3 separate regions of the Homo sapiens genome follow, and regions 1 and 3 are each linked to region 2. A link is a loop called in an ENCODE intact Hi-C map of the cell type or tissue named here. Cell type or tissue: MCF 10A. All regions are shown on one strand. Links, peaks and the distances in the headings refer to the core of each region. The heading gives the core; the rest is flanking DNA. Region 1 has its middle 33 kb from the start of NKX2-5. Region 2 holds the start of CREBRF (CREB3 regulatory factor). Region 3 has its middle 44 kb from the start of MIR5003.

Region 1 (11,368 bases), core at 3,178-8,177, 140 kb before region 2:
CCCCATCTCCCACTCCTGGTCACCAGCTCCAGCTGCACCCGCCTTTCCTCAGCTACTTCCTGCAGATCTCCCCCTTCTGCTCACACCTGGCCTGTGTCTCCTCCTCCTCCATCAGGACTCAGCCTAAATGCTGCTCCTCAGAGAAGATCTTCCCAAGCCTGAGTCAAAATTGGATCCTTCCAAGTCCTTTTATTTATTTTTCATTTATTTATTGAGACGGGGTGTCGCTTTGTCACCAAGGCTGGAGTGCAGTGGCACAATCACAGCTCATTGCAGCCTTGACATCCCGGGCTCGGGTGATCCTCCCAACTCAGCCTCTCCAGTAACTACAGGCATATGCCACCACGCCTGGCTAATTCTTTTATTTTATTTTTTGTAGAGACAGGGTTTCACCTTGCTGTCTAGCCTGGTCTCAAACTCCTAGGCTCAAGCAATATGCCCACCTCAGCTTCCCAAAGTGCTGGGATTACAGGCGTGAGCCACCAAGGCTTCTACTCTTTTACTCACCAAGCCCGGATGCCCAAGTCTTTTAGTTGAGCCGCACATTCTAGCTTGCTACTACACACTTGCAGGTGCCTTGCTTTCCTGTCTCCTTTCTAGAAGGTAAGCACCATGAAGGCAGAGACGATGCAATCACAGTCGATGCCTACTTAGCAGTTACCAAGTGTCAGACTGCACCTGCTGCCCCTGCACCAGGACATTTAAACCTCAGGACAACCCTACAGACAAACACTATCGTTCTCTTCATTTTCCAGACAAGGTCCACAGTCTTAGTCAACAAGACACAGAAATTAAGGAGCAGAGCTAAGACTGAACTCAGGCAGGCTGCATTCAGAGCCGAGACTTTTATCCAGAGGACTCACCTGCCTCTATTTGGTCCACCACTGCCTGGCACACAGTAGGTGCTCAGTAAATACATAGCAAATGAAAGGATGTTCTCTAGAGGGGCAGTCACAGGGTTAAGAATTTGGTGTCCCTGATGGGAAGGGTAATGATGCTGGAAGAGCACAGCCGCATCATTGAAATAAAACACAAATGAAAATCAAAAGATAACAACATCCAACTATTTGGGCTGTCTATGGCCCAATTGCCCACCTGTTCCCTGTGCCGCCCTGTCCCCATTAAGTGAAAAGCTCTAGGAGTTTCATCTGGTTAGAGCTGAAACCAAGTCCTTAATAGTGTTTACAGATGAGGATAGAGCCACCTGGAGCAGGAGGGCTTTCAACCTGACAGTTTCCCCGCAAGGAAATGAACGCGCTGGTCCTGCAGGAATCATCTTCAAAGCCAGACAACCTGGCTTAAGCACAGCATTTAGAAGAAACGAATCACGCCCCCAACTCCCACCAACCAGATGGCTGGGCTGTCTTTCTCTTGTGGAATGAGGGGCCTGCTTCACACAGCTGTCCAAGCTGTGGGCTGAAATGAAGATGCTGGAATTCCTCCCCTCTGCCCTTTCATCCTGCAGCCTTCTGGGGCCTGTGGTCCTGAGTCAGATGTGGGTTGAGCCACTGGGGCTGTGGCAGGTGAGGCCCTGCCAGCAATTAGCCCCCAGGCCCAGACACTTGCTCCTTTTTATGTTCCTAATCTTTTTACCAGAAACAGGAGAGGTTTCGTCCTGAGCTGTGCAAGTGAGGAGCGTCACCCTCTGAGAGGGCACTGGATGCCACACGCTTTCGATGTCAAGGTCCCTTTTGAAAATGGCCCTACTCTGTACCAACAAGTTCCAGAGACACCACCAGGCTACTAAAGAAAATGAAGAGCATGAACAGTGCACTCCTAGACACAGGTGAAGAAAGAATTGCGACCACAAAAGAAAAAAATAGATAAGTTGAACTCTTAAAATTAAAAACTTTTGTGCATCAAAGGACACTATAAGCAATGAAAAGGCAACCATAAAATGGAAGACAATACTTGCAAATCGTGTATCTGACAAGGGAGTGATATGCAGAATATATGAAGTACTCCTACAACTCAACAACAATTTCTTTTTTTTTTTTTTTTTTTGAGACAGAGTCTCACTCTGTTGCCCAGGCTGGAGTGCAGTGGCGCAATCTCGGCTCACTGCAAGCTCTGCCTCCCGGATTCAGGCCGTTCTCCTGCCTCAGCCTCCCGAGTAGCTGGGATTACAGGCGCCCGCCACCACGCCCGGCTAATTTTTTGTATTTTTAGTAGAGATGGGGTTTCACCGTGTTAGCCAGGATGGTCTCGATTTCCTGACCTCGTGATCCACCCGCCTCAGCCTCCCAAAGTGCTGGGATTACAGACGTGAGCCACCATGCCTGGCCAACAACAATTTCTTAAAAACTGATTTTAAAATGGGCAAACGACTTGAATAGACATTTCTCCACAGAGGATATACAAATGGCCAGTGAGCATATGGAAAGATGGTCAGCATTACTAGTCATTAGGATAACGCAAATCCAAACCACAACGAGGTTCCATTCTATGCCCATTAGAATGGCTACTATCAAAAGAAAGAGAGAAGGCAAACAAGCAGGGAAAGAAAGAAAAAGAAGAAAGAGGAAAGAGAGAGACGAAGGAAGGAAGGAAGGAGGGAGGGAAGGAGGGAAGGAAGGAAGGGAGGAAGGAAGGAAGGAAGGAAGGATGGAAGGAGGGAAGGAAGGATGGAAGGAAGGGAGGGAGGAAGGGAGGGAGGGAGGGATGGAAGGAGGGAAGGAAGGAACGAAGGAAGGAAGGAATTAAAAAAAGAAGAAGAAGAAGCAAAAGTTGGGCATGGTGGTGCATGCCTACAGACCCAGCTACTGGGGAGGTTGAGGTGGGAGGATCACTTGAGGCCAGAAGTTTGAGACCAGCTTGGGCAACACAGGAAAAAAAAAAAGTTAAAGGAAAGAAAGAAAGAAAACGCTGGCTAGATGTGGAGAAATCGGAACCCTGGTCCCTTGCTGCTGGTAATGTAAAATGGTGTGGCTGTTGTAGAAAAAGTTATGACAATTCCTCAAAAAAAAATGACATACAATTGCCATAAGATCCAGCAATTCCGCTTCTAGGTATATACCCCAAAAAAGTGAAAGCAGAGTGGATATTTGTGCACCAAGATTAACAGCAGCATTATTCACAATAGCCAAAAGGTGGCAGCAAACCAAGTGTCCACTGACAGATGAATAGGTAAATAAAATGCAGAATGTGCATACAATGGAATATTATTCAGCCATAAAAAGGAAGGAGGTTTTTTGGGTTTTTTGTTTTGTTTTGTTTGTTTGCTTTTGAGAAAGGGTCTCATTCTGTTGCCCGGGCTGGAGTGCAGTGGTGTGATCACGGCTCACTGCAGCCTCAACCTCCCAGTCTCAAGCAATCCTCCCACCTCAGCCTCCTGAGTAGGTGAGACTACAGGTGCACACCTCCACACCTGGCGAATTTTCTGCTTATTTTTTATAGAGATGAGGTCTCACTATGTTGCCTAGGCTGGTCAGAATTTTTTTAAGACTTGTCAAGTGAAGCAGTGGGAGTGGAGGAGAAAAAAAGAACTCTGTAACTGGTGGTGATTGGAAGGAAAAAATTTTTAATGCTTTCTTCCTGAACAAATAGCTCAGATTGAAATGGAAGAAAATGTTAACATGTTAAAATATAGACAAACCTTGAGGACATTATGCTAAATAAAATAAGCCAGTCGCAAAAAGATAAATACCCATAGGATTCCACTCATATGAGGTACGCGGAGTAGTTCAATTCATGTAGACACGAAATTGAATGGTGACTTCCAGGGGCTGGAGGGAGGAGGGATTGGGGGGTAATAGGTGTACAGCTTCCATTTAGAAAGATGAAAAACTTCTGGATATGGCTGGTGGGTGCATGCCAACTGATGGTTGCATGACAGTATGAATGTACTTCAAGAACTGAATGCCACAGGATGGCACGCTCGAAAATAGTTAAAACGAGAAATGTTATGGTATATATATTTTATAGAAAGAAGGAAGGAAGAGAAAGAGAAAGAAAGAGAGAGAAAGAAAGAGAAAAAGAAAAGAAAAGAAAGAAAAAGAAAGAAAGAAAGAAAGGAAAGAAAGAAAGAAAGAAAGAAAAAGAAAGAAAGAAAGAAAGAAAGAAAGAAAGAAAGAAAGAAAGAAAGAAAGAAAGAAAGAGGGAGGAGGGGGAGGGGAGGGGAGGGCTCTGCCCGTTCCCATTTCCTATAGGTGGAGGGTTTTCCTCACAGGGATGGAGTCCCCTGCAGTTCTAGGTTTTGCATGGGACCGAGTGGACCCTCAGCGCCTCACTCCTCAATGGCTATAGGGTAGCCCTCGGGCTGCAGGTGAGAGGTGGGCAGCCTGGGCGCAAGGCCCGCTCATAGGTTGTGCTTGTGTGCACTTGGACAGTGCTCACAGAGGGGTGCTCCCTGCAGCAGCGGCTGGGGTGGTCTGAAGACGGGTGAGGCATACGGGACGTCTGCTCTACATGCACATCACCTGTGTCCACTTTCAACCTCCCACGCCTTTGATATTAGATCTGTTGTTGTGTTTATCTTATTTACAGAGGCTTTGCGGGCAGATGGGGTTAGAACTGCTGGAGAGGAGGGAGAAGGGCCGACAGCAGAAACCAGAGCGTCCTGTGAGATGAAGAAAAGGCCGGGAACCTGTAAGAATTCTTTAGTGTTTGGGAAGCAACTTGATTGGGTCCTAGAAAAATGGGGTCTAGGGGGAGACATAACTAGTTATGGAAAAAAAGATGCTTTCCCCCAGATTCTGAGATTATGAACCTGGACCCAAATGCCAGGCTGCCCTCCAGGCATCCCGGGAACAGCTCTCCCCACTGCTCAACACAGCAAATGGGAGATGTACTTCCCCTGGGGACGAAGTGTCCGCCCCGAGCCAGAGCGGCTTCCTCCCCCAGCCCAGCTTCCCAAAGCGGTTTGCAGTGAGAATCTCCCCAACCTTCGTGTCACCCTGTCCCCAGCAGCCACACACTGACCTGGCCAGTCCCTTGACCTTTTAGGTTTTTATCCTTAAATGAGGATGAAAAGCTTTTTCAGGCAGACTTGTGAGCCACAGGGGACGTGCTGTGTGCAAACATACTGAGCCCATGCCCAGCACATGCAAAGCAGCCAGGGGGAATTAAAAACGTGCTGGTGGAGTTGGAAATCAGAGCTCAAGCCACGCCTATTGTCCCACCGCCACCCTCTCTACCATGTCTACTCACTGCTTATGCTGTTATTTATTTTATATTTTTATTATAATGATGATTTTTTGCCCATGACAAAGCCCTCAGGAAACCCTGAGGACATGTCCCTTTATTTTATAGTTTTCTTTAAGTTCATGTTAATGGACTCACTGCTTTTACTCACCTAATTCTAAACAGTAATATCAGTGAAATCACAGCTTCGATATGCCAGCTTTATTTCCCAAAGGCATTTGAAAAAAAAGTACAAAGCAATTGAAAGTCAAATGTTTTCTGTGAGTCACCTAAAATTCTCTCTTGCAGCCCAGGAGCTTGTGAATCATGCCCTGGGCGTTGCTGCCTTAGTGTAGCTTCCAGCTGTGTGGCCAGGGCCGTAGGTGCCATAAGCCAGGCACATTGCCCTTCAATGACTTTGACTTCTGACCTTGACATAGACAGGCAGGGCAGCTTCCTGGGCAGCGGGTGGGGCCGGCTGTCCCCATATTTGTGCTGTTACAGCCAGCTTTCCCCTCAAGGGATTAAGGCTCAAGAGACACAACTCTCTGCTGGGGCCAGCATCCCTCAACCTTCGAAGCCCGGACCACAGGGCGAGGCTCGGCGCCTTGCGGAGACACTGCCCAGGGTGAACCAGCAAAAGAGGCCAGTCTAGTCATCTCAGCTGCAGCACTGGGTTCTAACCAGTGTGGTCACCATCTCCTGGTTGGGCTCCACTGCCTCCTGCCAGCCCAGACACTGGCTGTCTCTCGCCCTCGCCCTGCAACCCATTCTCCACACTTCGATTTTTTTTTTTTTTTAATTTTTTGGTCTTGCCGAATTAAGCAGAATCTCCACAGTGTTTTGGAAACACAAATCTGTCCCCTTGATGTCCTCATTCAACATTCTATCATGCCTTCCAGTCACTAGACCCAAGGCCATAAACTAGTTTTGTTTGGCCCAGGCAGGGCTAACTTTAAAAAACGAGCACAATGTATGTGATCTTTATGAATATTTATGTCACAGCTGTAAAGATTATACCAGGAGCTCAGAAAATGGCCTCCTGTTCCTCCTCGGCATAGCCAGCAGGGCTCGGGGAGTGGGGCTCTGTGCTGGTCCCAATGGACTTCTCTTTTGTCCTGCATCATCTTGGTTCCAGGTGGCCTGGAGTGCACAGGACTCACACTGCTGTATGGAGCTTCAGACTGTCCGTGGGACCGAGCCTTTCCCTGAGGCCTCTGAGTGGCAGCTCTCTCAACAGCCTCTGAGTTCCTCCCCTATATAAACTGCGAAATTTACAAATCCAGGTCATGAACCTCCTGAGAAATTGGATCCCTGTTCCCATGTGGCAGCAACTAGAGAAGCTCCGTGGCAGCTTGACCTGAGGTATCTTCATCCACTACACCACAGTCCCCACCACTCCCTATTGCTCCCCAATAAAATGATGGTGCCAATTAAAAAAAAATTTTTTTAGAGACGGGGTCTTGCTCTGTCACCCAGGCTAGAGCACATTGGCATGATCATAGCTCATTCTAGCCTTGAATGCCTGGTCTCAAACGATCCTCTCTCCTCAGTAGCTGGGACTACAGGCGCATACCACTGACCCCAGCTAGTTGTTTTTCTTATAGCAGTTTAGAACAGAGAAAGATTTCTATATACATGTCTTGGAGAATTAGAGATAGATGAAGAGGGTCCTTTGTTTCAAGGAGAACAGCAAAGAGTATATTTCTTGGTGAAAAGAAACATCCAGCCTGCCACATGGCCTGCCTGGTCCCTGTAGGCCTTAGATTTGCAGCCCCTGATCTGAGGAAAAAATCTAAATTCCTCTGCATGGTATAATGAAGTTGTATGATGCAATGGTTAGGATAAAGTTAGGCTGCTACAACAAAAAGACCCAAACTACAATTACCTAAACAAATGAGAAGGTTCTATCTTTTTTGTGTAAAATTTGCTCTGATTTGTGGCTTGATGGTATTGGGAATCCAGGCTCTACTTATCTTCTGCAATTCATTCTTAACATGTGGCAGCCATGTCTCTAACAGAATCATTGGGTAAAAAGTAATTTTTAAAATGCAGGAGCCACCTCCTGGTCTTAGATGGCTCCTTCACCCCAAGAAGGGAAGGGGAGCACTCTTGTTCCTTTTTTTTTTTTTTTTTTTTTTTTTGAGACAGAGTTTCACTCATGTTGCCTAGGCTGGAGTGTAATGGGGCAACCTTGGCTCTATGCAACCTCCGCCTCCCGGGTTCAAGCGATTCTTCTGCCTCAGCCTCCCAAGTAGCTGGGATTACAGGAATGCGCCCCCACACCTGGCTAATTTTTATTTTTATCTTTTGAATTTTTAGTAGAGACAGGGTTTCTTCATGTTGGTCAGGCTGGTCTCGAACTCCTAACCTCAGGTGATCTGCCCTCCTCGGCCTCCCAAAGTGCTGGGATTACAGGCGTGGGCACCACGCCTGGCTCGTGTTCCTTTAAGGGCACAATCCAGAACTTTCACTCATCTCATTATCTGAAATAGTCACCTTGCCATACCTACCTAGCTGCAAGGGAGGCTGACAAATGCAGGGTTAAGCTGATATTCATGTTAATGCCCATCAGGAAATTCAGTTACTCTATATAGAGGAGAAAAGGAACAATCCCTGCCACATGACAAGCCCTTCCCTCCAGCCTCATCTCCCACCTGCTGCCTCCAGAAATTTACTCTCTGGCAGCACTTAACCACTTGTAGATTCCCAGCAGCCATGATCTATCTCACCCTGCACCTTAGCATGTGCTGCTCCCTCTGCCGGGAATACCCTTCCCAGTCTGACTCCCTGTAAGTCCTCCTCATCCTTCAAGTCTCAGGTCAAGGGAGGCCTCTTCCATCCTGCCTCTGCCACCTGCCCCAGCTGAGCTCAGCATTCCCTTTACAGGACTTATTTTATACTTGATGGGAGCTCAGACCCTAGGGCCAGACTGCTGAGGCTACGTTCTGCTCTTACAGGACCTTGTGACCTAGGGCCAGTTACTAACTTATCTGGACCTCAATGCTCTCATTCATAAAATGAGAATAGTAGGACCTACATCACAGGGTTACTAAGCCAAATAAGAAAAAGAGCTGGATGCAATGGCTTATGCCTGTAATCCCAGCATTTTGGGAGGCCAAGGTGGACAGATCACCTGAGGTCAGGAGTTCGAGACCAGCTTGGCCAACACAGTGAAACCCTGTCTCTACTAAAAATACAAAAATTAGCCGGGCGTCATGGTGCGCACCTGTAATCCCAGCTACCTAGGAAGCTGAGGCGAGAAAATTACTTGAACCCAGGAGGTGGAGGTTGCAGTGAGCCAAAATCATGCCACTGCACTCCAACCTGGGCAACAGAGTGAGACTCTGTTGAAAGAAAGAAGGAAGGAAGGAAGGAAGGAAGGAAGGAAGGAAGGAAGGAAGGAAGGAAGGAAGGAAGGAAGGAAAGAGAGGGAGAGAGGGAGAGAAGGAGAGAGAGGGAGGAAGGAAGGAAGGAGAGAAGAAAGAAAGAAAGAAAGCAAGAAGGAAGGAAGGAAGGAAAGAAAGAAAGAGAGAGAGGGAGAGAGAGAGAGGAAGAGGGAGAGAGGGAGAAAGGGAGGGAGGAAGGAAGGAAGGAGAGAAGAAAGAAAGAAAGAAAGAAAGAGAAAGAAGGAAGGAAAGAAGAAAGAAAGAAAGGAGGGAGGGAGGGAGAGAGGAAGGAAGGAGAGAAGAAAAAGAAAGAAAGAAAGAAAGAAAAGAGAGAGGGAGGGAGGGAGGGAGGAGGGGAGGAGGGGAGGAACGGAAAGAAAAGAAAGGAAGAAAGAAAGAAAGTAAATCTCTTAGCATAGTGCCTGTCACATAGTAGGTACTTGATAGACATTAGCCATTATCATCATTATTATTATCTGTTGAGTATTTATTCTGTGGCCAGCCCTGTGCCAAGGACAAGGAACCCAACAATCAGTAAGGGTCCCATTGGAGCTCACACTATGGAGGGCATGTGTGGTAGATTCGTTTATCATTGCAATATATTCATTGCGTCCCCCAGCCCACCCCCTTGGCACTGGGCTCGGCCCTGTGACTTGCCTTGGCCATGGGATGTTGGCAATAAGATGGCAGCAGAGGCTGGGGCAGCATTTGCACCGTTGGGCCTGTGCTCCTGCGTTTCTGCCACATCTGGAGAAGAGCAAGCCCAGGCTGGGCCACTGGTTCTAGGAGGCAGGGAGAGACCTAGGGAGTGAAGCCAGCTGGCTGAGATCAGTCCTTCCCCAGCCAATATGCAACTGGATGACAAAAGCCACAGCGCGAATGTAATTCTTATTGCCATGTGCCTCTGTGGTTCTTATTTTTATTTTAATGGTTTTTTTTTTTTTGAGACTGAGTCTTGTTCTATTGTCCAGACTGGAGTGCAGTGGCATGATCTTGGCTCACTGCAACCTCCACCTCCCAGGTTCAAGCGATTCTCCTGCCTCAGCCTCCTGAGTAGCTGGGATTACAGGTGCACACCACCACGCCTGTCTAATTTTTGTACTTTTAGTAGAGATGGGGTTTCACCATGTTGGCCAGGCTGGTCTTGAACTCCTGACCTCAAATGATCCGCCCACCTCGGCCTCCCAAAGTGCTGGGACTGCAGGCGTGAGCCACTGTGCCTGGCCACCTCTGCGGTTCTTTAGTTGTTGTTAGGCAGCATTACTGTGGCCATAGCTAACGACACAGAGAGAAAGAATCATCAACAGGCAAGCGTAGCCTGATGTGGCAAATGTTGTCATGGCAGTAACAACAACTAGAGGAGCTGGGATATGGGCCAGGCAGTCTGCCTTTAGAACTCAAGCTTTTAGACTCTGTGGCCTCCCTCTCCTCCTCCTCTCCTTCCTCCCATTCCTCTTCCCTGCACCTAGTGCTCGATAAACACTTAGTGAATGATGTGGCCCCAGCAATGATTTTCCCACTGGAGCTCAAGGGCCTCCTCTAATCGTGTCTCACCGAGGGGCTTGTCAGCCTTCACTGGTTATCCATAGCTTGTCCTTATTCCTCAATCTATACAAAAAGTCCTGAGGGCTGTGACCACCCTGGTGTCTCTCCACCGGGCCTTGGCCACATGAAGCCTGTTCCCACCCCTAAATGCCACCCAGCCCAGCCCAGCAGTCCCTGACCTCTTATCTCCAGCACAGCCCTCGGGTGAGGGGATTGGCCACATCCTACAGCCACAAAGCAAACAGGGCCCGTGGCTGACCAGTCCTGGAGCAAGAAGCCCTGGTAGGAGAGACGGGGACCTGACATGTGAGTGAGCCAAGGGAAGGTGCAGAAAGGTCCTCTTCAGGAAGAGACCGTGGGGTAGTGCAGAAAACACTCGCTTTGCACCTTCTGACCCAGGTTCTCATCCCAGCTCTGCCATTATGAAGGCAAATTGTTCCACCACTCAGAGCTTTGATATCCTTGACTGTAAAAGGGGTTATCAAAGACCACCAAGCCCTGTGGTTGGAAGCATAAATTGGATAGAGTCTCAGCAAATGTCAGCTCCCTTCCCCACTTCCCTGTGGGTCTCAGCCTCAAGCAGGAATGTGGACCTAAGGCCTCCAAAGCTGAGATTCCTCCCAGACAGGTGTGGAACTGGAGGTCAGGAATAGCGTGATCAGAGCACAGGCTTTGGACTCAGACAGCCCTGGGTTCTGCTCACCAGAGGCATGACCTTGGCCCAGACACACTGCTGAGCACCTGGCTCTGCTTGCATGTCACTGGGATAAGAGGTCCTCCTGAGTGGAGCTGCTGTGAGCGGTGGCCGCTGGGACACAGAAGCACCCACTGAATGGGAGTTGGTAAAGGATTTGGAAGTCATTGAATGGGTTTGCATAACGTGGTTTCAACAGAAAGATATGACATGTCTGCTGTGTGCGCCCCTCCTTGCAAGGGGGCTTGCCAAGGGCATACGACACTCTGCTATCACCGTCCCTGGGTGCCGGGAAGGAAAGGTGCAGTGGCGAGGTGGCCCTGGACAGGGGCGGGTCAACAAACCTTGCTCTGTTGGATTCACCCACCACACAGCTGGAAAGGAGGGGCTGGGCCAGCGCTGCCTGCTTTCATGTTGTTCTATATTTACCACCCGTCGGTCTGTCTGTCGGGCGGGTGTGCGTTGATCCCTGCCCAGCGCCTCCCTGGCTCCGAGGGGCGCTGTTATCACTGGACATGAACGCTTTATCTCCCTGCAAGGCCCAGGCGGCATTTTGCTTTCAGGTTGAAACCTCCACCAGTCAAATTTCAAAAGCTTTCTACGTGACAGCCGGTGGCTG
Region 2 (9,123 bases), core at 2,124-7,123:
ATAGTTTAATGGGAAGACAAATAAGCCAGGAGAAAATCGAATCCAGATTTGAGAAGTGGTTTCAAGCAGACCGAAATATTAGCATATTCAAAGTACAAGACTTTAAGAATACAGTAACTAAAAATTTCCCAGTATCCCCTTGTGAGATGGAAAACATCATTAATCCCTACCACTACAAATTAATAAACTGAGATTATCTGTAGTCATCCAGGCAGACCCTAGGTTAGCTAGATCTAGAAACAAGATTGCAGGCCACATGTTTCTCAGTTCATAAAGGTCAATATATTCTCTTTTCTAAACTTTTACGCTTCCACTTGAAATCCAGTTCAAGTCAACAAAAATGGTGAAATATTACATTAAAAATAAAGCAAAAGTTATCAAAAAAATTTAGTATTTCCCAGTTATATTTTTAGATTACGGCATCTCTGCTTCACTAGGCACTTAGCACGACTTGACATTTTCCCTGGAAAAAGAGAGGAGGTAACCTGTATCTTTTTGGGCCTGGAAAAAGCATCCTACTCTCTTTAATTCTTCAAGCATCTCAGGCAATGAGCACTCAATGTCTTAACTTCTAAATTAACTGCATATTTGAATATAAGAACTACATGTGTTGACTATTCACGTGACTATCATCTCTTGAAACAGCTATACAGCTTTGTTAAGGATTATATGCTAAATGTGCTTTGAAACTTCAAGAGGACCATATCCTGAATATATCTTAGGGCCAAAGTTTTTTCAATCAGACTGCATCTCTAAAATCAACAGGATTTATACCAATATTTGCTTTAAACAGCTTTTCAAGAAAACATTTATATGTAAACGAAGGAAAAATACAAAATACAATGTTGCCATATGCTCTTGTACTAAAAATTCTCTTCAAGGCAGGAGACTGTACAATCTGCAAATGCTCAAATGTACCTAAAGTGTCTATTTGTATATTCTGAAATACCTTAACATCTAAGTACTTAAAACTCAGTGACTGGGCCAGATGTGGTGGTTCACGCCTGTAATCCCAGCACGTTGGGAGGCTGAGGCGGGCAGATCAGGAGGTCAGGAGATTGAGACCAGCCTGGCCAACACAGTGAAACCCCGTCTCTACTAAAAATACAAAACTTGGCTGGGCACGGTGGCAGGCGCCTGTAATCCCAGCTACTCAGAAGGCTGAGGCAGGAGAATCGCTTAAACCCGGGAGGCGGAGGTTGCAGTGAGCCGAGATCGTGCCACTGCACTCCAGCAGGGGGGACAGAACTAGACTCTGTCTCAAAAAACGAACAAACAAAAAACCTCAATGACTGATGTCTTACAACAGGGGCTGACAAACTATAGCCGTGGAAGCACAAATAGAGGCACAGCCTGACCTTGTAAATAAAGTTTTATTGGAATAGAGCCCAAAAATATGTAGAACATATTTTCTACAGCTGTTTCCATGCTACAGATTCAAAGTTGAGTAGTTGTGGCAGAGACTGGAAGGCTGAAAAAGCCTAAATATTAACTATTTGATCCTGTTCCAAAAAAAAAAAAAAAGTCTGTCAACCCTTGTCTTAAAATAATCAGAACCAATTATCTGACAAATTTATGTCTCGTCTAAGAGTTTACCTATCCCGAAATGAGCTACTGAATATGGTGAAAGTGTCAGTGAATTGTTCCTCAAAAAAATCCAAGTTCAACCCTACTTGGAAACAAGCGACTGCTAATTCATTTCAAAATCACATAACTAGAGGGGGCACGGTGGCTCATACCTGTAATCCCAGCTCTTTGGGAGGCCAATGCGGGCGGATCATTTAAGATTAGGAGTTCAAGACCAGCCTGGCCAACTTGGTGAAACCTTGTCTCTACTGAAAATACAAAAATTAGCTGAGCATAGCGGTGCACGCCTGTAATCCTAGCTACTCGGGAGGCTGGGGCAGGATAATCGCTTGAACCCAGGAAACGGAGGTTGCAGTGCGCCAGGATCACGCCACCGGACTCCAACCTGGGCAACGCAGTTAGACTCCGTCTCAAAAAAAAAAAAAAACATATATATATATATGTATTTTTTAAATAAATATATAGATGCCGATCTTGACTGAAAATTAAGCTTTAAAAGCAAACAGTGATTTCAGTTCTCTTTATCTTTTAAAAACTGAGTTATATTAACAGAATCAACACACAAACTTACTGTACTTCACTGTCACTTGTATTTAACCACCACCAGGAACCATGCTAGTTATTCCTTTACTTCTTACACTAGTATCCCAGAACCCACACACATCCACCCTGTAAACTAAGTAGACACCCTGTAAACTAAGTAGAACATTGTCTATATAAAAGCTTGCTTTCACCTGCCATGACAGAGAATGATGGTAAATGGAGCATCCAGACTCTCTTCGGGAGCTATTTAGCCTCTTCTATGCTTATGAATATAAAAAACCCAAAGCTGATATACCAGTCATATGAAGGAATTATACCCAAATAAGTTCTATTGCATCTATTTGCCATTCTTAGAATAAGAGAGCATTATATAAGCAATGCTGATTGACTTTATCAACCGATGCAACAGTGAAAACTGCCTGGAATATTCTAAGTATCAATGAAAAGTGTTTATTTTTATTTTCACTATACTTCTCTGTTAAACTAATTAGGGCATTGTAAGGGCTAGGGTTCCAAAAGCAACACAATGCCACCTGATAAAATAAGAATTGATAGGCCAGGCGCGGTGGCTCACGCCTGTAATCCCAGCACTTTGGGAGGCCAAGGCAGGCAGATCACCTTAGGTCAGGAGTTCAAGACCAGTCTGGCCAACATGGTGAAACCCCGTCTCTACTAAAAATACAAAATTAGCCGGGCGTGGTGGTGGGCGCCTGTAATCCCAGCTACTCAGGAGGCTCAGGCAGGAGAATTGCTTGAACCCGGGAGGCGGAGATTGCAGTGAGCCGAGATCTTCCCACTGCACTCCAGCCTGGGCGACAAGGGCGAAACTCCGTCTCAAAAAAAAAAAAAAAAGAAAAAAAAGAAAAAGAAGAACTGATAAATAAGCTAATACCCTTATTTACTGCAAAAGTTATACGTAAGAATTCAAGTTTATCAAATAATCAGGGATTACGTTTTTATGTATCATTATTAACAGAACTGAGTCAGTCATGCCAAAGTACTACAAAAATTGATGAATCAGGCCGGGCGCAGTAGCTCACACCTGTAATCCCAGAACTTTGGAAGCTGAGGTGGGTGGATCACCTAAAGCCAGAAGTTCGAGACCAGCCTGACCAGCACGTGGTGAAACCCCGTCTCTATTAAAAACACAAAAAATTAGCCAGGCATGGTGGCACGCGCCTGTAGTCGCAGCTACTCGGGAGGCTGAGGCAGGAGAATTGCTAGAACCCGGCAGGCGGAGGTTGCAGTGAGCCGAGATCGTGCCATTGCACTCCAGCCTGGGCGACAGACGGAGACTCCGTCTTAAAAAAAAAAAAAAAAAAAAAAAAAAAGAGGCTGGGCGCGGTGGCTCACGCCTGTAATCCCAGCACTTTGGGAGGCCGAGGGGGGCGGATCACGAAGTCAGGAGATCGAGACCGTCCTGGCTAACATGGTGAAACCCCGTCTCTACTAAAAATACAAAAAAAATTAGCCGGGCGTGATGGCGGGCGCCTGTAGTCCCAGCTACTCCGGAGGCTGAGGCAGGAGAATGGCGTGAACCCGGGAGGCGGAGCTTGCAGTGAGTCGAGATCTGGCCACTGCTCTCCAGCCTGGGCGACAGAGCGAGACTCCGTCTCAAATTAAAAAAAAAAAAAAAATTGATGAATCAGTTACCAATTATTCTTTTTCTCCAACTAATAAAATAGAAGATAATGCAAATTCTTAATACAGCTAACTCTGATTAGCCCCTGCATGATCTATCTAAGGCATGTTCTTACGCCTAAGTACTTAACCAAAGATGCCATCAAGAGCTTGGTACCCTTGACAATACCAACGTAGCCACAGGTTGTAATCCGATGTAAACACAAACCTAAATTAAGCATTTAACAAGGCCAAAAGGATGCCAAAATAACCATAATACAATTAGATTAAAATAAGTTATTTTCGAATTATTCATACCATTTTTCCCTGCCTCTGGTGTATATCCTATTTTGGATTAAAAGATTAAAGATATTTAAAAGTACAATCAAGTGACAACTAGTTTACGACAGATCACAAGATTTACACCCAAGTCTTGTTTTCTGCTTTAAAAAAAAAAAAAGAAATTCCAGGCCTTGATCCTATTTTTCACCTGCAGGGTATTCGCAAGAAAAGTCCCAAAGAACCTTCGAAACTAAATAACTTCCTGTGGGCTCAGTTTTCTCAAGAAGCTGATTAATGTGGACTACCAACTTATGTTAGCAAGAGGGGCAAATTACTACTAAGACTAGGACAAGCACGGGGCCTAATCTTTAAAAGGCATCCTGATGAGAAAAAAAAAAAAAAAGAAACCCCGCCCAGCCCTCAACTTGCTCGGCTTTTCTAGTCCCGTTTTCTTTTACAAAACTTCCCCTTCACTGCCTGTCTCTTATCTGAGGCCTGGTACAGAAATTCAGACCGCTATTTATCCAAGTACCTCCTTAAGGTAGTCTTAAGGCTCAAGCCAGCTCAGAAACGGCAGAAAGACTTGCTTTCTTGGGTTAAAGGAGGGCGATTACAGGGTTTGGCGGCCAGGTCTGTCAGGAAGCATAGGGCCGAGAAAGAGGGAGAATCCAGAGACTGAGCTCCATCTAGTCCCAGGAACCACCCCCAGGGGAGGCTTGACTGCCCTCGGTACTTCCCTGCCTCCTCAGCTCGTGTGAGGAGAAAGGCGGGTCGAGGTCAGGCTCCCCTGAGCTACTTCCTGGTCCGATCGGACTCGCCTTCGGACACCCGAAACACCCCCGGCCCGGCTCCCTCGCCCTTTGCCCTGTCTCCTCCCCTCTCAGTGACCCACCACCACTGGTCCCCTCCCATCTAACATGGCTGCCCCGCCCGGCCCACCTCCGGCACAGCCTAACCAATTAGTGGCCCCCCCGCGGCACCGCCTCCCCCACGCCCATTGGTGCAGAAGTCTCCATCCGCCCGCTCCATTGGACGCCAGAGCCTGCCACTCAGCTCTGAGGGCTCCGCCCCTCAGCCGCTTCAAGCTGCTTTGAGAAGACATATAAACAAATCCCGGGAGGGAGGCCCCTCGCCCGTCGCCTCTGAGGCGGGGACAGAAGGGGGAGCGGCTACCCCCGAGACGCCCTGCTCGGACCCCCCTAGCCCCAGCCCGCGCCTCTTCGTCTCCTGCCAGCCTGGCTCCAACCTCCGCGGCCCCGGCCCTTCCTCACACGCCCCTCTCTCCCCTCCTCCCCCGCCAGTCTCGCCTCCCCTCCCCTCCCGGGCCCCTCCCACCCGCTCTCTTCTCTGACAGGCCGACTGCCGGCAGCAGCGGCCCCGGGCTCGGAGGCAGCGGGGAAGGGCCGGGCGGCCCGGCAGGACGGACGCCCGGCGCTGCCCATCCCCGGCCTAGCCTACTGCCCGCCCGCGAGTCCCATCTACCGCCGCCCCGCGCTTTTATGTAACCGTCCCGGGCCGGGGGTGGGGGAGGGGAGCGGAGCCCCCGTGACCTGCAGGCGGTGGCCCAAGGCCCGCGCGCCCTAGCACTCGGCCGTGGTCCCGGCCCCCGCCCCGCGCCGGCCCGGCCCAGAGCCCCAGCGCTGCTGCCTCCTAGGCAAGCGGCCCTCCGCCCCCCGTTCCGCTCTTCCCCCAGCCCAGGCCCCTGGGGGTTCCGAGCAGCGGGTGGCGGCGCTCACCTGTGGGTGTAGGGGCGGCTCAGGGACTGGGTCCGGTTCCGCTGCAGGGGCCACGGCCCCTCTCCATGCTGCCTCGGGTTTGTTTTGTTTATGTCCTTCCTGACGGGTTCCCGGAAATCGCGTGACTCGCCCCCCTCACGTGGGCCGCGGCGAGGAGGAGGAGGGAGGCGGGGGCCCGCCGGCCTCGGGCCAATCGCGAGGCGTTCCACAGCCCGGCCAATCAGGGGCTGAGTCCGGCCGGGCACCCCTGTCACGTGTCGCCGGAGGGGCGGGTTGCCGGGAAAAACCAGGAAGAGAGGGCGGAGCGGGGGCTCGGTGCCGGCCTCTGCAGTGTGGGCGTGGGCCGTCTGCGATACCCGGCAGCACGCCCAGGATGGGAGAGGATGTTCCTTTTTACAAAGGCTTCAAATCTAGCGTTTTATCAGATCTCAGAACTGCGCTGTGAGGCATGAGGTGTCCTTTTGCCCATTTTGTAGTTTAAGTTCACTGAAACTTGAAGTGGCTAACTTGATTAGTAGGGGGATTGTATCGATGTCATGGGTGATGGACCTTCTCCCCATCTGAACGTCTTAATTAAGTGAGAGACAAACCTTGCCTTTTGTCGTTCGTTCATTCATTCACCGACTCAATATTTATTTAGCACGGATTCCGAGGCACAGGGATCAATCAGACTGCGTGCACCTTTGAAGAGAGAGACCCGTATACGACTGTACAACCAGAATGCCACTACTACAGAAGCGCCTAGACAAACAAACCTCCGTGACACATGGTCGTTTTCTTGCACTTACTGATCCTCTTAATAACAACAGCGTCCCTTTATTGAACGAGTGCTATATGGTGGGCTTATCATCTCAATTAGTTTTCCCTGCAAGCACATGCAGTAGTAATATATCCATTTTTCAGACAGGAAAATTAAGACTGAGAGGAGTTAAGTTACTTGCCCGAGGTCAGGCAGCTAGTAAGTGAGCTAGCTAGGGCTGGAGCCCTTGTCTTTTATCACAGCCTATTCTTCCAGATGCTTTTTATACATCTTAAAGGCACGGAATTGATCTGAACACACAACAGAAATTTGATTTTAGTAAGCACAGGGAAAGGAAGACGGGAATAAAGACACCTGCCCAGGTTTCTGTTAGGAGGAATCGCCTTTGAAAATGTGACTCCCTTTTGCACAGATTTAGAGAAGTAGTATAGTGTCATTGTCAAAACCATGGACTTTGGAATCAAAAAGACCCACAGATCATAATCATCAGGAGAGCAGGGACTGGGCAGTGTTTATCCTGTAACTTCCATGCCCGGCACATAGACAGTCATTACATACTGGTTGAATGAATAGTCTGGATTTGAATCCTTGTTTCACCACGTGTAAAGCAACACAAATTAACCTCTGTGAAGCTCAATTTCCTCCTCTGTTAGTACCTTCTGGGGTTGATGTGAGAACTAAGTGAAATAATTCATATAAAGCACTTATCATAGTGCCTGGCATATAGTAAGCACTCAATCAATAGTTGAATTATTAAATTGTTTAAGGGCATCATTTGGAAGATGTACTGTAGACTAAATAGCAAGTACAGATAACTTTAGACTTTAGCAGGTTAACAGCCACTAAAATAATACTTCTGTACACAAAATGAATAGATAACTATATGTAGATACCTAACAGGAAACTAAAAGCATAAATCTCTCCTCTGTAGCCGCCACAATACCAACCACATAGTAGGGCCTCCATGCCCAATGAAGGAATGAGTATTTCCCCTACTGCAAAGTGAGTACCAGGATTATAATTTTTTTAAATCTAACACATACCACATTCTAATTTTCCACATCAGCTGGAATTTAAAATTGAAAAAGAGGAAAACTAGCTGGGAAGTTTGAGGCAGGTTACCCCGACTCGTTCACATGAGATTCATGCATCAAATCTCCCCGGCATACATGACAGACCATCCTCTCTTGTAACACTATATTTGAAAAAGCTCCAGCAGATGGTTAGACCTTCCATTGTTACACTGCTATCTGGACACGGGCACGTTCATCTCCTCTACTGGGCAGTTCCTTGGGGTCAGGGGGCAGCCAGGTTTATCTCCTAGCGTGAGGCTCCGCCCACTGAAGGTGTTTACTAGTGAGTTACATTGGATTCCCACATTTCCCTCTTCCGTCGTCTTGGAAAGGATGAGGTTTTGGCTAAAGGAGACCTTTCCATCAAGGTTTGTTAATGACTATATCCTGCTCCAAAATGAATGAAATCACTGGCTCTGAATTGATTTGTGTTTCTCTGGGTTTTATCCTGCCAGATTCTGTCACAGTCAAAGTTGGCAGGAAGTTGGAACTCTGTAACATCATTGGCTTCTTGTTCTAGCCACAAAGTAGTAACCAACTGGCATCGCCACTTCCAAAGTGTTTAACCTGGTTCCTGCGGAATAATTTACATTCTGGAATAGCATGAGTCAGCAAAACACGCTTTACACAAATATGATACAATGGGGGAAACAAACCAAGAACTCCTTTTAATTCTTTTTTTTTTTTTTTTTTTTTTTTTTTGAGACAGAGTCTCGCTCTTTCGCCCAGGCTGGACTGCAGTGGCGCTATCTCGGCTCACTGCACGCTCTGCCTCTCGGGTTCACTCTATTCTCCTGCCTCAGCCTCCTGAGTAGCTGGGACCACAGGTGCCCGCCAACACGCCCAGCTAATTTTTTGTGTTTTTAATAGAGACGGGGTTTCACCGTGTTAGCCAGGATGGTCTCCATCTCCTAACCTCGTGATCCGCCTGCCTCGGCCTCCCAAAGTGCTGGGATTACGGGCGTGAGCCACTGCGCCCGGCCAAATTCTTAAAATAATTTTTTTATTTTCGATTACCTAACATATATAGATGGTACAAAATTCAAAAGGCACAAGAAAGTATTCAGTGAATATCAAGTCTCTGTCCTGTTGCTGTTTCTTGGCTACTCATTTTCCCTTCCAGAGGCAACCACAGTTACCCACATTCTGTGTCTTCTTCCAGAGATATCCTTTGTATGTGCAGGCATTTTACCTACTTTAAACCTTCATGTGTTTGGAACACTGTTCTTGGAGCCAAGACCCCTATTTGAGCTTTACCACTAACTATAAGATCCAAGGTGACCTCTCTGAGTTCCAGTTTCTTCACCACAAGGGATCAAAAGTAAAACTGGGTATTCTCTATGATCTTTTTAACTTCAACACTGAGCGCACATCCTGAAAGAATTAAAATGGTTGGCACAGGTCCTAACTTTCCATATGACCTGTAGGTCATAACTTTGCGCTGTGTGTAAATCTTCATTACAGTAGATTGAGCTCTGCCTGCTGCTCACATAGACATCTTTTAAGAGAGTGTTATCATTTC
Region 3 (11,368 bases), core at 2,413-7,412, 350 kb after region 2:
CAGCCCTCCTGAGGGGAGATGGAGGCCTTGTGGACAAGGATTCTGGTGGGCAGTAGAGAGCACATTCCAGATATAATTAGGAGGTAAAACCAGTGGCGCTTGGCTGATGGATTGAATGTGGGGGGATTAGGGAGAGACAGAGTCCAATGCAACTCCACAAACCAGGACTTCTCACCTGGAGAGAACGTGAGATGAGGACCAGGGTGTTGTTATTTGATTGATTGACAGATTGAGTAATTGATTGATGGGTGGAGGTACTGGGATTGAGGGTGGGTTTGCAGTTCCTAGGTGGTGGCTTGGAGGAGCTGTCCAGTGGCTGCAGGGTACAGTGCTCTGGAGAGTGGCCCAAGGGAGAAAGGGATTCTGGACTCAGCTGGGTTATTAAAGCTGCAAGGGGCCGGGCGCAGTGGCTCACACCTGTAATCCTAGCACGTTGGGAAGCCGAGGTGGGCGGATCACGAGGTCAGGAGTTCAAGACCAGCCTGACCAATATGGTGAAACCCCATCTCTACTAAAAATAAAATAAAAAAAAATTAGCCGGGCATGGTGGTGCGCGCCTGTAGTCCCAGCTACTCGGAGGCTGAGGCAGGAGAATTGCTTAAACCTGGGAGGTGGAGGTTGCAGTGAGCCAAGATCATGCCACTGCACTCCAGCCTGGGTGACAGAGCAAGGCTCCGTCTCAAAAAAAAAAAAAAAAAAAAACTACAGGGGAGGATGCCACTGTAAGAAAGAGTGTGCAGGTGGAGGAGGCAAGGGCTGATCCTGATCCCACCTGTGATGGCTGCTTAGATAAGGATGGGCCAGAAAGGACCCCGAAAAGTAGATTTTAAGACAAACATTACTAAGGGTAGAGACATTTCATAAGGGTAAAAATTGTAGTATACTACGAAGCTATAACAATTCTAAGTGTTTATGTTCTTAATGCCATAACTGCAAAATATATAAAGTAAAAGTCGACAGAACTAAAGGAGACATATTCAATCCACAGTCACAGGGGAGGACTTTTAACACAGCTGAAGCAGACGACAAATTTAAAAAAACAGATTTCAACCACATGATAAACAAACTTGACCTAATTCATGTATTTCAAACACCACACTCCACAATGTCAAAATATCCATTGTTCTCAAGTACACACAGAGCATTCGTGAAGATTTACCATGTGCCAGGGCAAAAACAAATTTCAAAAGATCAAACTAATACAGAGTATATTATCCAAACATTGTAGAATTATGTTAGGAACCAAAAGCCAAAAGATAATTAGAAAATCCCCAACTACTTAGAAATTAAGCAATGCAATTCTAAATAATCTGGGTCAAAAAAGAACTCAATGGAAAAGAGAAAATATTAATATTTGGAACTAAATAAAAATGGAAATAAAAACTAAATAAAAATGGAAATACAACATATAAAAAGGTATGAGATAGATGTATTAGATTACAGATTAGATTACAGATTAGATCACGGATTGGAAAGGAAGGAGGGTTGAAATAAAATTACCGAATATCTATGAGCCTGTGGGGGGTTTCATTATTTTAAAGACTGACCTATTTCTTTTTCTTTCTTTCTTTCTTTTTTTTTTCTTTTTTTAGACAGAGTCCCGCTCTGTCACCCAGGCTGGAGTGCAGTGGTGCGATCTCAGCTCGCTGCAACCTCTGCCTCCCAGGTTCAAGTGATTCTCCTGCCTCAGCTTCCTGAGTAGCTAGGATTACACGCATGTGCCACCACACCCGGTTAATTTTTTTGTATTTTTAGTAGAGACAGGGTTTCACCATGTTGGCCAGGCTGGTCTCGAACTCCTGACCTTGAGTGATCCACGTGCTTCAGCCTCCCAAAGTGTTGGGATTATAGGCGCAAGCCACTGTGCCCAGCCAGTCTGACCTACTTCTGATTTCCCCTTATTTCTAGGGAATTTCCCTTTGGGAGGGATCTCAACTGAAAATCCGGGGTGTTCAGGCGTTCCCCTCAGCCTGTGGCCAGTCCCGAAATCTGCATTTTGTCCTCATGAGACCCGTGGAAGCTCTGCTCGTCTTAGGCTTGCCACTGCTACTTGCTGCTGGGTCGCTGTTTCTGAACAGGCAGCTGCTCTCAGGGAAAGGCAGCCTCAAACACTGGCCCCGCAAGTCCTGTCTGCCTGGGTACTTCACTAATGTCTTTACCTAAATCAAAACGTATTTCATCCAAGGGCTGGGCATGGTGCCTCATGCCTGTAATCCCAGCACTTTGGGAGGCTGAGGCGAAAGGATCACTTGAGGTCAAGAATTTGAGACCAGCCTGACCAACATGGTGAAACCTCGTGTCTACTAAACATAACAAAAATTAGCTGGACGTGGCCGGGCGCGGTGGCTCACGCCTGTAATCCCAACACTTTGAGAGGCCGAGGCGGGCAGATCACGAGGTCAGGAAATCGAGACCATCCTGGCTAACACGGTGAAACCCCCGTCTCTACTAAAAATACAAAAAATTAGCCGGACATGGGGGCGGACGCCTGTAGTCCCAGCTACTCAGGAGGCTGAGGCAGGAGAATCGCTTGAATCCGGGAGGCGGAGCTTGCAGTGAGCCCAGATCACACCACTGCACTCCAGCTTGGGTGACAGAACAAGACTCCGTCTCAAAAATAAAAAATATATGTATATATTTCGTCCAGGTTCTCTAGTTGTTCTAAGTGGGAGGATTGATCTGAAACGAGTTAGTCCCCCGCCCACCACGAAGGAGACATCTTCATGTAGTCAGCGTCCTGCCACACGGGAAGTAGCTAATATAGAAAACAATAAAAGTTTACAAGGAATCAAAAAGAACACTTGAAAAAATAACGGAGATAGCTATTATGTATCTGGAGAGGAGAATTTAATATTTGAAAGACATAAATTCTCAGTAATTACCTTAGGATGTTTATGCGATTTAAATATAAAGAATAATAGGATTTGGGGAATAGGAAAATGCACAATTTCCCCATTGGAATAGAAAGTCAAATAATAAACTGGGAGGAATATTTTTAACATATATGACCAACAAAGATTTTCGTTTTTACCAACGCTCTTACTAACCAGGAAGACTCTGCTTCAAAATCAGCAAAAGACAAGGAAAGGCAATTCACAGGAAGATAGCCAATACTCAAATAATAAAATGTATATGCTTGTTAATAATCAAATAACAGTATTTTGCAAGAGCAATGAGACGCCATGTATCTAAAGTATCTAACTGATCAGAGATAAAAAATAAATAATACCCAGAATTGGTGAGATTGAAGAGAAGTGGATATGCTCACGTTGCTGGCTTACTTGTAAATTGTCTCAGTCCTCTGGGAGAGCGTTTTGGCAGCATAGGTTTATCATCTTAGACCTCTGCATAGTTTTAACCTAACAATTTCCATTCAAGGAATTTATCCTGTAGAAGCAATTGTGGGATGAGCCAAAAGATAGCTTTGGGACCCGTGTGACAGTGATGTTGGTAATTGATCATTTCTGCACACAATGAGAATGTGTGTTATATTAATAGGGGAATGCTGAATAAATTATGCAATACCCAATCAATGGAATACCATGTAAGTCTTTTTTTTTTTTCTTTTGAGACAGGGTCTCCTCGTTCTGTCGCCCAGGCTGGAGTGCAGTGGTTGCCGTCATGGCTCACTGCGGCCTTGACCTCCTGGGCTCAGGAGATCCTCCCACCTCAGCCTCCTGAGTAGATGGGACTACAGGCGTGAGCCGTTGCACCTGGCTGCAATCTTAAAATTAATGACGAGGACCTACAGCAGCAATCCAGAAAATGCCAATAACTCAGATGAAAGGAACTCTGAGGAGTAGCTGCCCCAGAGCCGCCACTCAGCTGGGGAGGCCTCGGAGTACACAGGAGTGGAGGTGGTGACAGCCCTCCCTGAGGCCCCTGACCACCCCAGCCCACCTGTCAGCCTTCATGGCCTTCCAGCAGCTTCTGGATTTCGCCCCCGCACTGCCCTGTACCACCCGCTAGCCATCCCCATCCTATCCATCTCTCTCTCTCTCTCTCTCTCCTCTTTCTCTCTCTTGCAGACACACCCACTCACATCCACACTCATCCACACTGACACTCACCCACCCACACATTCACACACACATTCACCCTCACACTCTCACACACCTACATTCATACACTAACACTGTTACTCACACCCCCCACACTCACATACACACTTGCAGTCACTTGCATACGCACGAACATTCCCACACCCTCAGCTCACGCACACTCACACATACCGCCACATCCTCATCCCCATGCTCACGCACATTTGCCCTCAGGCACTCACCCCACTCCCAGCCCACACTCCCCTCCCTGTGCAACCTGTCCCCTCTGAGTTCAGCAGGCCTTCATGCCCCACTCCTCTGAGCAGCATCTCCATCCCCTCCTCCGCCTAAAATGGGCTGTCCCCAGGACGCGGTGCCCTGGGTGTCTCAGGTGGAAGAAGTTTCCCCACACTGGGGCCCTGGGAGCTGGAGCGGATGTGCGGATTCTGGGCTCCTTCCTCTCCTTTGGGAGTTGTAGACATCTGGCTGTGCTGCTCTTTCCCAAGTCACTGGTGCCATCTGCCGGCCCCCAGGAGACCTCGTGCCTCTGCCCCGTCCCTGTATTTACAGAAGACTTGAGCTCACTGGGTGGGTGGGGGGATTTTAACCCACATGGGAGTGACCCACCCAAGTCCCCAGGCCTCACAGCTTCACCCCTTCCCCACCTGCAGCCACCTGCTCCTGCCGCTCAGCCACCTGCCCCATCACATCATTCTCCACCATTCTCAGAAGGGGCTTCATTTTTGATGTGTCAAGTCTAGGTCCCAGCTCTCGGCCACCACTTCCCACCCCTCCAGGCCACTTGCTCAGGATTCCTTGATGTCCCATCCCTGGTCCTCGCCCTCCAGCCAACTGGCCTCACCCTCTTCTCACCATCCATCCTGCCTGGCAGCCGTTATTTCCTGCTTTCCCCAGCTCAGGTCCTGGGGTCTGCCACCCATGCCTTTTTGCTTCCTCCCGCCCCCTGCTGTGCCCCCTTTCCTTCCTCTTGCTTGCCTGGCAAAGCCCTGACCCTGGATAAATCCACCCTTTCCCCTCTCCAGGGCACTCTGGAGCAGCTGAGTGTTGCTGGGTAAAATCCCACCTATCACAGTCAGCTTGGCTGCTCTCACAAAATCCCACCAACTCAGGGCTTAAACAGCAGACTGTTATTTCCTACAGCTCTGGAGGCTGGAAGTCCAAGGTCAAGGCGCTGGTGACTTGGTTCCTGGTGAGGGTTCTCTCCCTGGCTTGCAGATGGCCACTTTCTTGCTGTGTCTTCACACCATGTTGGGGAGAGGAGGAGGAGGGAGAGGGAAACGGTGGGGCGGGGGGTGTGGGGGTGGAGAGAGAGAGAGCGAGCTCTCATATCTTTTCTTGTAAAGGCATTAATTCCATCACAAGGGCTCCACCATGACCTAATTGCCTCCCAAAGGCCCCAAGTCCCAGTACCATCACATTGGGAGTTTGGGCTTCAGCATACAAATTTCGGAAGGGAGGAGACAAAAATACCACTGCCAAGCTGACTGAGTTCACTTTTAATTCAGTTTTATGATTCCCAAATGGTCTCTCATTGCCCTGCCCTCCTACCATGGTTCTCTAGAAGGTTTTCTGCTCATTCCTGAGAAGATGGTTTTCCTTTGTCTGTATATTCTCAGAACCCCTTCTTCTCCCCCACTCTCAGCTGAGGCTTCCACTCATTTATCACAGAACAATAGAAGGTCTCCAGGGGCAAGTTGCATATGCCCACCACCAAACCTACCTCCTTCCTGCATCTTCTCTCTGCCTGCCATACAGCAGCAAATGTCCTTCTCCCCACCACAGCCACCACAGCTTTTGGGCCCTGGATCTCCTCCTGCTTTCTTGGAAGCCTTGCTTGTTTGGTTTTCTCTCCCTTCCACATCACCAGTGCCTTCTTCTTTAGGTGATCCTCATCAGCACACATGCTAGAGCAAGGGCCAGCAAACTATATAGTTCATGGGCCAAATCTGGCCCACCAATTGTGTTTTTAAATAAAGTTTTATTGGAACACAGTCCCACTCATTTGCTTAGGAATTGTCTGTGGCTGCTATCAAACTACAATGATGGAATTGCATAGTTGTGCCAGTAATCATACAGCTTGCAAAGCTGAAAAACTTTACCATCTATCTCTTACAGAACAAGTTTGTTGACTTTTGTGCTAGAGCAATGGTTCTTAGTTGTGATTCAGCACTGCTCATGAGGAGGGCTTTGGAAAATGGGGGATGGCTTTTATTTATCCATTATTTTATTTTACTCATTTATTTTTTTGAGACAGGATCTCACTTGGTCACCCAGGCTGGAGTGCAGTGGTGTGATCACAGCTCAATGCAGCCTCAACCTCCTGGGCTCAAGCAATCCTCCCACCTCAGCCTCGTGAGTAGCTGGGACCACAGGAGTGCACTACCACACCCAGCTAATTTTTTATTATTTTATTTTATTTTTTGAGACAGAGTCTCACTCTGTTTCCCAAGCTGAAGTAAAGTGGTGCAATCTTGACCCATTGCAACCTCCACCTCCCAGGTTCAAGAGATTCTCCTGCCTCAACCTCCCCAGAAGCTGGGATTATAGCTGTGTGCCACCACGCCTGCCTAATTTTTTTTTGTATTTTTTAGTAGAGACGGGGTTTTACCATGTTGGCCAGCCTGGTCTTGAACTCGTGACCTCAGGTGATCCACCTGCCTAGGCCTCCCGAAGTGCTGGGACTACAAGCGTGAGCCACTGTGCCCGGACTTTTTTTTTTTTTTTTTTTTTTTTTAAAGATGAGGTCTCACTATATTGCCCAGGCTGGTCTCAAACTCCTGGCCTCAAGTGATCCCACCTTGGCCTCCCAAAGTGCTGGAATTACAAGTGTGAGCCACTGAGCCTGGCCCTACAATAGCTCTTGCCAAGCTCCCAGGACCTTCCTATTGTGAATCCAAAGGCCACATCTCTGTTCCCATCACAGCACATCTTTCAGCAGTGTCTTCACTGTTGACTTCCCTCTCCTTGAGAAACTCTTCCCTCGGCTCAGGGCCACTACACTGGCCTGGTTTCCCTGTCCCCTGCACTGGCCTCTTCTCTTCAGTATCCTTTGCTGGCTGCTCTTTCTCTATGTGATCTCAGAATCTTGGGCATCCTCAAGTGCAGTCCTGAGCTCCCATATTCTCTCCATAGGTGCTCTCTCCAATGGATCTCATACCATTTGTGATTTTCGGCACCGTCAATGTGCTGTTGACCCCCATACTTGAATCTAGATCTTCCCTCCGGCTCCAGACTCATAGTCTAGCTGCCTACACAACCCCTCCCTTAAATGTCTTACAGACATCACACCACGAATGTATCCTAAACATAACGTGTGGGTTTTCCTGTAATGCTTGCTCTCCCGCTGTCCCCTGGCACCACCATCCCACACAGGTGCTCAAGTGGGAAATGTAGGGTTCATCCTTCTTCTCTGCTCCACCATTCAGCCTGCCAGCACATTCTGTAACCGCCCAAGGGATTCACCTTGCCCGCTGCCTAGACAGAGCCGATTTGTCCAGACAGGGGAATTGCAACCGAGAAAGAGTAATCCACGCAGAGCCGGCTGTGTGGGAGACTGAAGTTTTATTATTACTCAAATCAGTCTTTCTGAAAACTTGAGGATCAGAGTTTTTAAGGATAATTTGGTGGGTAGGGGGCCAGTGAATTGGGAGTGCTGATTGGTTGGCTTGGAGATAAACTCACAGGGCGTCGAAGCTGTTCACTTCTGCTGAGTCAGTTCCGGGGTGGGGGCCACATAATTGGTTGGCAGGTCCAGGTGGGGCCATTTAGTTGTTAGAAATGCAAAAACCTAAAAAGACATCTCCAAAGGCCGATCTTAGGTTCACAATAGTAATGTTACCTTCAAGAGTAATTGGGTAAGTTGCAAATCTTAGGACCTCCGGAATAATGGCTGGGAATATTTAGAATTCCAGCCCCTCTCATCTTGACTTGGTGGCTGGTGGCCTTTCATTTGTTTTACAAGAACAGTTTAGCCTTTTGGGAAGGCCTATTATATAAACTATACACTAAATTCCTTCCCAAAGCGAGTTCGGCCTATGCCAAGGAATGAACAAGGACAGTTTCACGGTTAGAAGCAAGATGGGGTCAGTTAGGTGTGGTGTCTTTCACTGTCGTAATTTTCTCAGCTATGATTTTTGCAAAGGCAGTTTCCATTCTGTTTTCTCTGCCCCCAAAATACATCCTCCCTGCTATGGTCTGAATGTTTGTATCACCCCAAAATCCATGTTTAAATTCTACCCCACTGCCCACCATGTAATGGTGTTAGGAGATGGGGCATTTGGGAGGTGATTAGGTCATGAGTATGAAGCCCGTGTGAATGGGGTTAGTGCCCTTATAAAAGAGTCCCCAGAGAGATTCCTTGCCCCTTGCACCACGTGTGGACTCAGCGAGAAGTCACCGTCTATGAGAAAGTGGCCCTCACCAGACACGGAATCTGCTGGCACCTTGATCTTAGACTTCCCAGCCTGCAGAACTATGAGAAGTAAGTACCTGCTGTGGATAAGCTGCCCAGTCTATGGTATTCTGTCATAGCAGCCCGGATGGATAAGATGCATCCTCCATCCAGTAAGGTCTATTGGCTTCACAGCCCCTGAGCACAGACCACCTCCATCTCTGTCCTGGGCCACTGCACTAGCCCAGCACATCTCTGCTTGGCCTCCCTCACCCCAAGGTCATTATCCCAGCCTTCTTCAAAGATGGGTTGAGCACCTACCATGTGCCACATGCTAGGAATAAGAAGTGAGGGGGAGAGGGCTGCCCCTGCCCTCCCTCACCCTCTCCATTGTGAGGGGGAAACTGAACTGACAAAATGTGATAAATGCTCCAAAGAATAGAAACAGAGTGGCTGGACGCAGTGGCTCATGCCTGTAATCCCAGCACTTTGGAGGCTGAGGTGGGAGGTCCGCTTGAGACCAGAAAGTCAAGGCTGCAGTGAGCCCTGTTCTTGCCACTGCACTTCAGCCTGGACAACAGAGCAAGATCCTGTCTCAAAAACAAAACAAAACAAAAGAAGCAGTGTGCTGAGATAGACAAAGGTCTCCATAGTGTGGCTACAAAGGGTCCTTCTGAGCAAGTCACATTTCAGTTGAGACTTTTATGCAGGTCAGGCAAGGCCCTGCAGGCCCTGGTAAAGAGCTTAAAGTTTGATATGAGAATCTCTGAGGGATTTTAAGCAGAGGAATGATGGAATCTGGTTTTATGTTTTAAGAAAATCCCGGCCAGGTGCGGTGGCTCACGCCTGTAATCCCAGCACTTTGGGAGACTCAGGCGGGTGGATCACCTGAGGTCAGGAGATTGAGACCAGCCTGGCCAACATAGTGAAACCCCGTCTCTACTAAAAATACACAAATACACAAATTAGCTGGGCGTGGTGGTGGGCGCCTCTAATCCCAGTTACTCCGGAGGCTGAGGCAGGAGAATTGCTTGAGCCCAGGAGGCGGAAGTTGCAATGAGCAGAGATCATGCCATCGCACTCCAGTCTGGGCGACAGAGCGAGACTCCACCTCAAAAAAAAAAAAAAAAAAGAAAGAAAGAAAAGAAAAGAAAAAAAGAAAACGAAAAATCCCTCCTGTGGCTGCGTGGACAATGAATTTGGGTGGGGTGGGGTCCAGTGGAGCGGGGAGGCACTGATGGGCCGGGCCACAGTTCTTGGCCAAGCGAATGATGCGCAGGGACAGGGCGGGGCAGGGTGGTGCCCCTGACGAAGACTGAAGTGCTGTTTCCAAGAGGCTGGGCAGGAGAAAAATAATAGCTGTCCACTTCAGGGACCAAGGCGGTGTGTCTAAAAGCGAATATTATGCAAATAAAAAGCGTAAGAAAATAAAGGACCTTCTACACCTGGGACACGTGGGGCTCAGTAAATGTTGATGAACTGAAGAGCTGTACCAGGTGTAAACTATGGAGGGTTGTGCACGCCAGGCAAATAGAAATCTCACTTCCCTTCTGATTCAGGAGGAGGTGGAGGAAGAGGCAGGAACTGTCTGCTGTGGTTTCTTGAGGATGTGGCATTTGTAAAGCTGTGATCCATGTGCCAGTGCGAGAAAAGTCCTGTGAACACAAAACCAGCAGTGTCCGTACAGCGCCGTTTCTCTACTGTAATTCCCAGTCACCATCAAGGGGACTGACGCCCTAGCTTCGTCTCCCACCTACTGTGTCTTCCAAATGCCGCAAAATCCTCCCTCCAGCCCCAGCGGGCCTGCCTCTTGCACTTCTCCCCTTCTGCCCACCCTCCCCAGAACCCTCCCAAAAAGTGGAGAGGGGAGAAGTGGAACAAACTAAGCCAGCAGGACAGAGGCAAGAAAGGCTCAGCATGCACCCAGGTGGAAGGAACGTCCCAGGCATGGCCTGACGCCGATGTCTGTAGCCGTCAGAAAACTTCCTCTTAGGATACCTTCCCCAAGTCCTGTCTTCCTCATCTGCCATGTGGTCATTTGTTTAAGTGAAGAAATATTTGTGGGGTGCCCACTACGTGCCAGGCACTGTTCTGAGCAATAGGGATGCCACAGTGAACTAGATCTTGTCCCTGTTCTTGAGGAGCTGATAGGTACTGAAGGAGACAGAGAAGAAAATGCTTACAGATTAATCCAGCCCGGTGATGTGGGGGCAGGGGTGAGGTCTGTCGGGGGAGGCTTTCTGGAGGAGGTCATATGGAAACCAAGGTTTGGATGGTGAGCAGGTAAGGAGGCATGATCCAGGCTGTGTGAGTGTGAGTGTGTGTGTGTGTGTGTGTGTTCTTGGGGTGTGGGTGGGAACCTTCCAGACTGAGGCAGACACCTGTGTGCAACAGGTGTGAGTCTCAACCCATAAACTCAGGCATGCATTTAATGAGCTTGTCTTCCCAACAACTTCATTTCTATTTTGAGACTGCATTTCACTGGGGTGCCTTCCCTTTCACTCAAGGTCATGGCCAAGTTCCAGAGGTATAGTGCCAAGGCGTTGATGGGGAGTAGGAGCAGAACACTATTCTGCCTGCTCCCCTGGCAGCCCAGGCTGCTCCGAGAGCATCAGTTATGCAGTAAATCCGGAGTCCTTCCTGTTTGCTTTCTGCCCTGAGGCCTCTTTCCATTGAGTAGGGAGGGAGGGAAAGATTCTAGGTAAGCGGGGTGGGGTGGTGGGGCGGGGAGCGGGGGGCGGGAAATGCGAGGGGTCAAGGAGACTCAGTTAACACTTAGAACCATGAGCAATCCTTCTGTAGAGGCGGCTCGAGCTGGCTGGGGCACTACAAAGGGGCAGGGCGGCTGTGGGAGCTGTGGAGGAGTAAGGCGGGAGGCAGGAGGAGCCGTAGGAACAGACGTGACAGAGCTTGGGTG

Evidence for each region. Hi-C counts contacts between places; a loop is a spot of excess contacts. Peaks named below come from ENCODE experiments on the same cell type or tissue, not always from the same donor. Only the 100,000 strongest peaks of a DNase experiment are listed, where the experiment ranks them.
Region 1: a loop joins it to region 2, with 11 times the contacts of the local background. A loop is called at or near these places in 3 of 110 quality-filtered maps.
Region 3: it touches region 2 in a loop (7-fold over the local background); 11 of 110 quality-filtered maps call a loop at or near these places.

The regions. Positions count from the first base shown.
Region 1 is chr5:173,196,165-173,207,532 of GRCh38, reverse strand. No RefSeq gene overlaps it. Among named protein-coding and RNA genes, the nearest start is that of NKX2-5, 33 kb to the left of the region's middle. RefSeq lists a silencer at 466-645. In MCF 10A, for the core only: no CTCF peak of the experiment used is centred there; a DNase peak (open chromatin) is centred at 5,442.
Region 2 is chr5:173,053,125-173,062,247 of GRCh38, reverse strand. It overlaps CREBRF (CREB3 regulatory factor), which reads right to left and starts at 5,896. Exons shown (of 9, transcript NM_153607.3): 1 at 5,769-5,896. RefSeq lists silencers at 4,916-5,485, 5,636-6,145. In MCF 10A, for the core only: a CTCF peak has its summit at 4,300; DNase peaks (open chromatin) are centred at 5,027 and 5,987.
Region 3 is chr5:172,700,563-172,711,930 of GRCh38, reverse strand. No RefSeq gene overlaps it. Among named protein-coding and RNA genes, the nearest start is that of MIR5003, 44 kb to the right of the region's middle. In MCF 10A, for the core only: a CTCF peak has its summit at 4,561 (motif pointing left); a DNase peak (open chromatin) is centred at 4,530.